Linked DNA regions of Homo sapiens: region 1 is linked to region 2. Evidence: chromatin contacts called from ENCODE Hi-C or POLR2A ChIA-PET data. All regions are on one chromosome and are shown on one strand. Each heading gives the region's core, a stretch centred on a gene start or an enhancer-like site at or near the end of the contact. The rest is flanking DNA. Distances are from core to core; before and after follow the strand shown.

The links. Hi-C counts contacts between places; a loop is a spot of excess contacts on that map. ChIA-PET counts read pairs that join two places held with the same protein, here RNA polymerase II (POLR2A). Pooled maps may share reads with other maps.
Region 1: a loop to region 2 is called in a map of CD14-positive monocyte, with 5 times the contacts of the local background. The contact joins the enhancer-like site here to the promoter of ST3GAL2 in region 2. A Hi-C loop is called at or near these places in 31 of 168 maps with a recorded cell type or tissue (A673, B cell, CD14-positive monocyte and 21 more), 37 of 37 single-sample maps with no recorded cell type and 26 of 50 pooled maps. POLR2A ChIA-PET finds 5 or more read pairs at or near these places in 28 of 52 experiments (A549, A673, AG04450 and 24 more).

What each region holds. Positions count from the first base shown.
Region 1 is chr16:70,402,965-70,407,659 of GRCh38, reverse strand. The region is part of intron 1 of ST3GAL2 (ST3 beta-galactoside alpha-2,3-sialyltransferase 2); the gene reads left to right. Among named protein-coding and RNA genes, the nearest start is that of ST3GAL2, 34 kb to the left of the region's middle. RefSeq lists an enhancer at 2,829-2,998. Within about 2 kb of position 3,184, at least 10 of the 41 ENCODE cell types and tissues checked have a DNase peak (open chromatin) inside an H3K27ac peak, as active enhancers do; they include A673, CD14-positive monocyte, CD4-positive, alpha-beta T cell and 4 more, where a contact is called at or near this core.
Region 2 is chr16:70,437,560-70,442,387 of GRCh38, reverse strand. It overlaps ST3GAL2 (ST3 beta-galactoside alpha-2,3-sialyltransferase 2), which reads left to right and starts at 3,288. Exons shown (of 7, transcript NM_006927.4): 1 at 3,288-3,439. RefSeq lists silencers at 3,137-3,316, 3,417-3,616.

The DNA of each region.
Region 1 (4,695 bases), core at 1,935-4,434, 35 kb after region 2:
GTACTGGGAGGTGGAAGTAGCCCTTCGGCTGCATCTCCTGAGGATGGAAGGCGGGGTCTTCAAGGCCCTTGCTGCCCCTGACCTCTGGATCCTGGCTGCCAGTTCCTCTGGACAGCCTCAGCAACTTGGACATGGACCAGCCATTCAGGGGACATTTATTGATAAATGGTCTCCCCAAATTTGCCAAATTTGTGACCACAAACTTCTTAGAAGACTGTAGTATTGGCACAGTGGCTCACACCTGTAATTCCAGCACCTGGGGAGGCCGAGGCAGGCGGATCACTTGAGGTCAGGAGTTTGAGACCAGCCTAGCCAACATGGCGAAACCTCATCTCTGTTGAAAATACAAAAATTAGCTGGGCGTGGTGGCACGGGCCTATAGTGCCAGCTGCTTGGGAGGCTGGGGCAGGAGAATTGCTTGAACCCAGGAGGTGGAGGTTGCAGTGAGCCAATATTGCGCCACTGCACTCCAGCCTGGGCAACCGAGTGAGACTCCATAAAAAAAAAAAAAAAGGCCATAGTGTTGTCTTGCCACCTCCTAAATTTCCCTAGTTACTCCCTTTCTCTTTTAGAAGACTATTTCACATCTGGTCTCTCTGTAAATCTCCAACCCCAACAATAAAGGGACACTCCTCACTGTCTGTGCCGCTTGCTCGGCTTTGCCACCTGTCCCACAGGTAGCCCCCCTCCAGGACGACACTCGATGCCATCATCTCGTGCTGCTCCCGGCCTTTGTTCCTCTGTTCACTTCTTTTTCCTGGATCATAAATTTCCCCTCTAATAATTCATTCCCATCAGTGTACACACATTCTAGACCATCTCTCAGCTGAATCCCATTCCACATTCCACTCTCTTACATCCCATTCCTTTTTTTTTTTTGAGACAGAGTCTCACTCTGTCACCCAGGCTGGAGTGCGGTGGCACGATCTTGGCTCACCGCAACCTCCACCTCCCAGGTTCAAGCGAGTCTCCTGCCTCAGCCTCCGAAGTAGCGGGATTACAGGCGCATGCCACCACACCCAGCTAATTTTTGTATTTTTAGTAGAGATGGGGTTTTGCCATGTTGGCCAAGCTGGTCTCAAACTCCTAACCTCAGGAGATCCGCCACCCTCGGCATCCCAAAGTGCTGGGATCACAGCTGTGAGCCACTGTGCCTGGCCCCCCACTCCAGCCCAGGCTGGAGTGCAGTGGCATAATCTCGGCTCATTGCAACCTCCACCTCCTGGGTTCAAGCATTTCTCCTGCCTCAGCCTCCCTAGTAGCTGGGACTACAGGTGCCTCTGCCACCACCCCCCGGCTAATTTTTGTTATTTTTAGTAGAGATGGGGTTTCACCATGTTGGCCCTGCCACCACCCACAGCTAAGTTTTGTTATTTTTAGTAGAGATGGGGTTTCACCATGTTGGCCAGGCCGATCTTGAACTCCTGACCCCAGGTGATCTGCCCACCTCGGCCTGCCAGAGTGCTGGGATTACAGGGGTGAGCCACCACGCCCAGCACCATTCTCTCTTTTTGTTGTAACACCTTTATTGAGCTATAATTCACACACCATGCAGTTCATCTCTTTGAAACATACAAGTCAGTGGCTTTTTTTTTTTTTGAGACGGAGTCCTGCTCTGTTGCCCAGGCCGGAGTGCAGTGGCATGATCTCGGCTCACTGCAAGCTCTGCCTCCCGGGTTCACGCCATTCTCCTGCCTCAGCCTCCTGAGTAGCTGGGACCACAGGCGCCCGCCACCATGCCTGGCTAATTTTTTTGTGTTTTTAGTAGAGACGGGGTTTCACCATGTTAGCCAGGATGGTCTTGATCTCCTGACCTCGTGATCCACCTGCCTCGGCCTCCCAAAGTGCTGGGATTACAGGCGTGAGCCACCGCGCCTGGCTGTCAGTGGCTTTTAACCTATTCACCACAAACAATTTTGGAACATCACCCCAGAAGAAAACTCCAACCCACTGGCAGTCATTCCCCATTCTTCTCTATCCTCCAGCCCCTGGCAACTGGTAATCTACTGTCTGTCTCTATGGATTTGCCTATTCTGTACATTTTACATAAATCATCTGGCATGGGGCCTTTTGTGCCTTATTCCTTTTTTTCCTTTTTTTTTTTTTTTTTTTTTTTTTTAAGACGGAGTCTCACTGTGTCACCCAGGCTGGAGTGCAGTGGCGCAATCTCGGCTCACTGCAAGCTCCGCCTCCCGGGTTCATGCCATTCTCCTGCCTCAGCCTTCCGAGTATCTGGTACTACAGGCTCCCGCCACCATGCCCGGCTAATTTTTTGTGTTTTTAGTAGAGATGGGGTTTCACCATGTTAACCAGGATGGTCTCGATCTCCTGACCTCGTGATCCGTCTGCCTCGGCCTCCCAAAGTGCTGGGATTACAGGCGTGAGCCACCGCACCAGGCTGTGCCTGGCTCCTTTCACTTAGCACAGGGTTTTCAAGTTCATCCATGCTGTAGCAGTGCCAGAACTTGATTCCTTTTTATATCTGAATAATACTCCCTTGTATGGATATACCACATTTTGTTTATTTATGTATTGGTTGATGGAACTTTGAGTTGTTTCCATGTTGGCACTCTTATGAATAATGCTGCTATAAATCATTTGTGTATGAGGTGTTTTTTTTTTTTTTTTGAGATGGAGTCTCACTCTGTCGCCAGGCTGGAGTGCAGTGGTGCGATCTCGGCTCACTGCAACCTCTGCCTCCCAAGTTCAAGCGATTCTCCTGCCTCAGCCTCCTGAGTAGCTGGGACTACAGGCGCACGCCAGCCATGCCCAGCTAATTTTTGTATTTTTAACAGAGATGGGGTTTCACCAAGTTGGCCAGATGGTCTTGATCTCTTGACCTCGTGATCTGCCCATCTTGGCCTCCCAAAGTGCTGGGATTACAGGTGTGAGCCACCGTGCCCGGCCATGTGTACAAGTTTTTATGTGAACCTAAGTTTTCATTTCTCTTGAGTATATACCTAGAAGTGGAATTGCTGAGTCATATATTATGGTGACTGTATATTTAATCTTTTGAGGAACTGCCAGACTGTTGCCCAAAGCGACTGCACCATTTCACATTCCCAATAGCAAAGTCTGAGGGTTCCAATGTCTCTGCGTCCTCACTAACACTGGTTATTATCTGTCTTGTTGGTTACAGCCACCCTGATGGGCAGGAAGTGGTATCTGATTGTGGTTTTGATTTGCATTTCCCTGATGATTAATGACGTTGAGCATCTTTTCCTGTGCTTGAGCCTCGCAATACCCCTGGATCAGTCATTGTGAAGGTCACCACTGCCCTCCATCCAGTGGTCAGTTCTCAGTCCTCGCCTTACTTTTTCAAACACTTGACACTGTTAATTCCTCCTTCATTCTCGAAACTTTCTTCTCTTGGCTTCCCAGATGCAGGGCTGTTTTTCCCCCTGCCTCATTGGCTGTTTCTTTCCTGGCTTCTCTTTCAGACAGCAGAGTACCCCAGGCTTTGTCCTGAGCCGCCTACTCTTGTCTGTGGTAGACCCTCCCTAGATCTTTTCTTCTGGTCCTGTAGTTTTAAGAATGAACTGTACTCTGATGACTCTCAGATATATCCCTCTAACTCTGACCTCACCCATGAGCTTCAAACAGGTGTGTTCAACTGCCTGTTTCCAACTGCATGTGGATGTCTAAAAAACTTTCTTTTTTTTTTCGAGTTGTGGTATCACTCTGTCACCCATCCTGGAGTGCCATGGCATGATCACGGCTCACTGCAACCTTGAACTCCTGGGCTCAAGTGATCCTTATGCCTAAGCCTCCTGAGTAGGTAGGACTGACTACAGGCACCTGCCACCATGCCCAGCTAATGTTTTTACTTTTTTGTTTGTTTGTTTGCTTGAGACAGTGTCTCACTCTGTCACCAGGCTGGAGTGCTGTGGTGCAATCTCAGCTCACACAACCTCTGACTCCCTGGTTCAAGCAATTCTCCTGCCTCAGCCTCCCGAGTAGCTGGGATTACAGGCACCCACCACCACGCCCAGCTAATATTTTGTATTTTTAGTAGAGATGGGGTTTCGCCATGTTGGCCAGGAAGGTCTCAATCTCCCGACCTCATGATCCGCCCGCCTCGGCCTCCCAAAGTGTTGGGATTACAGGCATGAGCCTTCATGCCCAACGTTTTTACTTTTTTGTGGAGATGGGGTCTTGCTGTGTTGCCCAGGCTGGTCTCAAACTCCTGACCTCAAGTGATCCTCCCGCCTTGGCCTCCCAAAATGTTGGGATTACAGACATGAGCCACCACAGCTGGCCTAAAAGACATCTTAAATTTAACCAGAACTTTTGTTTTTTCTCAGCCAAACCCATTAATTTTCTGTCTTTTCTGTATAGTGAATGACAGCCCCATCCACAAGGTTGCTCAGGCCACAGCCTCCATATCTCCCTGATTCCTGTCTTCCTCTTCCCACCCTGCTCCCCTCTTCCCTTCCCCATGGGCCCCCTCCTTGTACCCTCCAACTACCCTACTAGTTAAGCCCTTCAGAGTACATCCAGCCATTTCTCACCACCTCCACCACCTGGGATATTGCAACAGTTCCTTTCTGGTCTCCCTGCTAGTCTTACGCAACAGCCAGAGTAGTGCTTTAATAAAACATGTTTTAACCTAAAAGCATTTTAGATTTTACTACGAAATGCATCATAGACTCAAAGTAGTATATATCGTATTTGTGCTCTTTACAGAATAAACAT
Region 2 (4,828 bases), core at 2,039-4,538:
TATTTTTTGCATTTTTTTTTTTTTTGAGACGGAGTCTCGCTCTGTCGTCCAGGCTGGAGTGCAGTGGTGTGATCTCAGCTCACTGCAAGCTCCACCTCCCGAGTTCACACCATTCTCCTGCCTCAGCCTCCTGAGTAGCTGGGACTACAGGTGCCCGCCACCAGGCCCGACTAATTTTTTTTGTATTTTTAGTAGAGACAGGGTTTCACCGTGTTAGCCAGGATGGTCTCGATCTCCTGACCTCATGATCTGCCCGCCTTGGCCTCCCAAAGTGCTGGGATTACAGGCATGAGCCACTGCGCCCGGCCCTAATTTTTTGTATTTTTAGTAGAGATGGGCTTTCAACATGTTGGCCAGGCTGGTCTCGAACTCCTGACCTCAAGTGCTCCGCCTACCTCGGCCTTCCAAAATGCTGGGATTACACGTGTGAGCCACTGTTCCTGGCCTAGTTGTGTTTTAAAGTGGATGAAGGAGTAGGGAAGGTGGCAAGCAGGGGTTCGGTAGAGTCAGGGACATGAAAAATTGCAAAGGATTGGTCAATGTACAGCTCTGTCCACTAGCTGGCAATTATCAAAGTTAGGATTCTGTCCTCCCACAAAGAGGCCTTATCCTTCAGGATGACGACATTCAAGGAATGGCTTTCAGGTCCTTGAGAAAGACACTCTTGAGTTGTAGAAGATACTTACACATCTCAAAGGATCAGATAAGGAATTCACAATTGTGAGCCCTTTTTAGTAAATGCTCTGAGAAAGTGTAGTCAGAGCCTATGATTGGGTGTCGCCTGGAACAGTAAATTCTTTCGGCAGTGGTGCGCCTTCTCAGGCAGGCACTTTAAGGTGGGTTTGGGTCATCCCAGGATGTGACCTTGAGCTGTTAGAAACTATATTACTGTTTAAGTCTCTTTTTTTTTTTGAGACGGATTCTTGCTCTGTTGTCCAGGCTGGAGTGCAGTGGTGCAATCTCTGCTCACTGCAACCTCCACCTCCTGGGTTCAAGCAATTCTCTGCCTCAGCCTCCCCAGTAGCTAGGATTACAGGCGCCTGCCACCACGCCCCGCTAATTTTTTGTATTTTCAGTAGAGACGGAGTTTCACCATCTTGGCCAGGCTGGAAGAGTTCAGGCCACCCCTGAACTCCAGACCTTGTGATCCACCCGCCTCGGCCTCCCAAAGTGCTGGGATTACAGGCATGAGCCATGGCGCCCAGCCTTCTTTTCTTTTTTATAAAGAGAGACAGGGTTTTTCCACGTTGCCTAGGCTGGTCTCAAACTCCTAAGCTCAGACAATCTACATGCCTAGGCCTCCTAAAGTGCTGCGATTACAGGCGTGAGCCACTGTGACCCGCCTCTGTAGAAGCCTTTTAATGTGGAGGGAGGAGGGTGGGTAAAATCACTTGTGTTGAGAGTCTGCCGGTGTTTTGTTTGTTTGTTTGTTTGTTTGTTTGTTTTTGAGACGGAGTCTTGCTCTGCCGGCCAGGCTGGAGTGCAGTGGCGCGACGTTGGCTCACTGAAACCTCCATCCCCCCGGATTCAAGTGATTCTCCTGCCTCAGCCTCCTGAGTAGCTGGGATTACAGGCGCCTGCCACCATGCCCGGCTAATTTTTATATTTTTAGTAGAGACGGAGTTTCACCATCTTGGCCAGGCTGGTCTTGAACTCCTGACCTCATGATCCACCTGCCTCAGCCTCCCAAAGTGCTGGGATTACAGGTGTGAGCCACCACGCCTGGCCCTTTTTTGTTTAAGACAGAGTCTCACTCTGTTGCCCAGGCTGGAGTGCAATGGCATGATCTCAGCTCACTGTAACCTCCAACTCCCAGATTCAAGCAATTCTCGTGCCTCAGCCTCCCAAGTAGCTGGGATTACAGGCACGCACTACCACACCCAGCTAATTTTTGCATTTTTGGTAGAGACAGGGTTTTGCCATGTTGGTCAGGCTGGTCTTAACTCCTGGCCTCATGTGATCCACCTGCCTCAGCCTCCCAAAGTGCTGGGGTCGTGATGACATCACTGCACTCCAGCCTGGGCGACAGTGAGACCTTGAGCAAAAACAAAGAGCGTTCCTGTGCTAAAGGGGACTAGACTGGGACCCTGCCTTTCCGGGTTTGGCTCTTCAGGGCCATTATTAATTATCCCACACAAGGGCCATCCTTGAAAGAGGATACCGGTGTGTTAGCAGCAAACACCAACAGCAGAGGTTATCAGGTTATCAAGGTAGTAACCGGCAGCATGAGCAACACCTGGAGACGGGGTAGCAATGCCAATTCTGGGGCCTGCCCTAGAGCTAAAAGAACCAGAAGCTGAGGGTGGGGGCAGCAATCTGCGTTTAAACAAGCTGGCCAAGAGGATCCCATACACACCAAAAATTCAGAACCACTTCAGCCTCACTTCAGCCTGTTGGAGGGCGAAACTGCAGTCTACCTGGAGTTTCATAAAGGTTTTGAAATAGGTGCGGAAGTTAGGGAAAGGATGGGCTAATAAAAGACATGGCAAATATTTAAAATGCATTCACTTTACCCTCAACAGCAGGAAGCTACGGGCATCTAAGAGAGAGCCTGCAAGGGGGAGATGCCCCGGTGGATGAGGAACCAATAGACACTCTGCCCCCTTTTCCTCTTTTCCTAGGTGGGGAACACAAAGTCCAGCGAGGCCAAACCCCCGCTCGCACCGCTGATGGGGTCTCTCTCCCCTCAGGCCAGGGCGCAGCGGCCCCACCGCAGCTCGGGCTTTCAGAGCCCGGGCGTGAAGCCAAGCTGGCCTCAGGTCGCGGCTCTTTGAGAGCGCGAGTGGGAACAGTGCCCTCCGGCCGGGCTCGTCAGCAGCTGGCCACAGCAGCATCTGAGAGGCGTCCTCGGCTAGTGTGCACCTCCCTAGGAACCCACGTATCCAACCCGGCTCGGGGCCGTCTGCTCCAGCCGCTGGAGCCCGGCCTTCTGAGAATGAAGACTTCCCATCCCCCTCCGTCTCCCCTCCTGCACGGCGGACCCCCTGAGCCCTAGCGAAACTACAAAGCCCACAATCCCTGGGATGCGCGCGCTGTCTTCTGGGAGATGTAGTCCTGGATGCGGGGCGCCCCTAGCGACCCAGCGCCCGCTGGACTCCATATCCCAGCATGCCGGCGCGCGTGCGGGGGGCGGAGGGAGGGAGAGACGGGGAGGATGTGAATGGGGTGGGGGCAGTCGCCCCTGTCCCCCACCCTTCCCTTCAAGCCGGGCAGGGGTGGGGGGAGGGGCCGGGCTGAGGCGGCGGCGGCGGCGGCGCTCGGGGAGGGTTGGGCCAGGCAAGGGCGGGACTAGCCCACGGCGGGCGGACGAGAGAGCTGCGAGCTAACGGGTCCGGACGACGGCGGCGGCGGCGGCGGCGGCGGCGACGGCTTTCTGCGCGGGCGGCGGCGGCGGCCGGAGCGGCGAGCATGGCCCGCGCGGCGCCGGGCGCTGACTGAGGTGCGCGGGTGGGATGAGGGCGGGCGGGATGCAGAGCGCCCCGGGCCCCCGGCTGCCCAGACCTCCCCTGCGCGGGCAGCTGGCGCGGCCCAGCGGCCCAGACCGGCCCGTTCCAGCCCGGCAACTTCCCCCGGGTCGGGGCGCCGGGCTCCCTCGTGTGGGCGGGGGTCCGCGCGCGTTGGCCTCATTCCGGATCCCCGCCTTCTGCTTTGCACGTCCAGCCGCTCCCAGCCTCCCAGGGCTCCCGCTCCGCTCCTTTGCCGGCAGCCCCCAACCCCAACCCCAGCCCCAGCCCCAGCCCTCGGAAGAGCTCTCTGCCCTGGTCCCGACTTCCAGTCCACTCCCTAGTTCGTACCGCTAACCCTGGGTCTCCCGGCCTCTGCTCCACCTGGGAGACCCCGGCCCCACTCTTGGCCAGAGCCTGTCTGCCCCATCAGCTCCTCTTTCCTCTCTCCCCTGTGATCTTTCCCCTACCTGGCACTGCCCCCTAACCATCCTCAGTGGCCCAGTTCTCACGGCTCGACCTTCCTACTTTGGGGAAACTGAGGCACGGCTGAAGCCAGAAACTTGGCCAAAGCGCCAGTCCCGTGGAGGCTGGTCTGAACCTCGTCTCTCCTCTCTCCTGTTCCTTCTCTGCCTTGGAATGGAAGTCATTTCTTACCCCCAGTCATTCCCCTGTGACTGGACCAAACTTCCCACCCCCTGCTACAGCTCTGGGCTGAGCTCACTTGAGTCTCCCCTTAGCTTCCTGCCGCTCCTGTTGGCCTTCCCTCCTTCGCATAACCCACTCCGGGTTCCCTCTGCCTGTAGAGGAGTCAGCACCAATTGCTTGCTTGCTCAAGTTAGCCTTTCGATTTATCTTTTGCCAACTGCATCCATCTCCCGTCTCCCATCTTCCCTCTTGCTTTACAGCTGCGTAAAGGAGCGGAGGATTGAGTCAAAGGTGGTGTTGGAGAAAGGGGCTAGAGAGGTGCTGGGGGCAGGCAGGGACCTGGGGCCTCTTTTCAGTCAAAGCCTCCGGGGGAGTACAGGGCACTCTGGGACCTCTGGCCAGTAACACACTCCCGCCTCGTCTTTGGGACGGATGTTTGGAAGCTGGTTGGCCACCCCTTCCTTGCCTGGTGGGCTCTGAAGCCCTTCTCAGGTGGAAGGTATCGCTGGTTTTTAGAGAGATGGTGGCATAAGAGGAGTCTGGGAGACCACACCCCTAAGCTTCATCTTGCTTCTGCTGCTAACTTTGGAGGGGTTGCCCTTTCAGGGAGGGATGCCTGCTGGCTGCCCTGATCTCTCTGTGGAGGAAGGCACAGAGTATGTGGGCGGTGATCTCAAGTTTAGTCGTGGGACTCAGGATTTAGAGGGAACGAGGGCTCAGAGAGGTGGCACAGATTT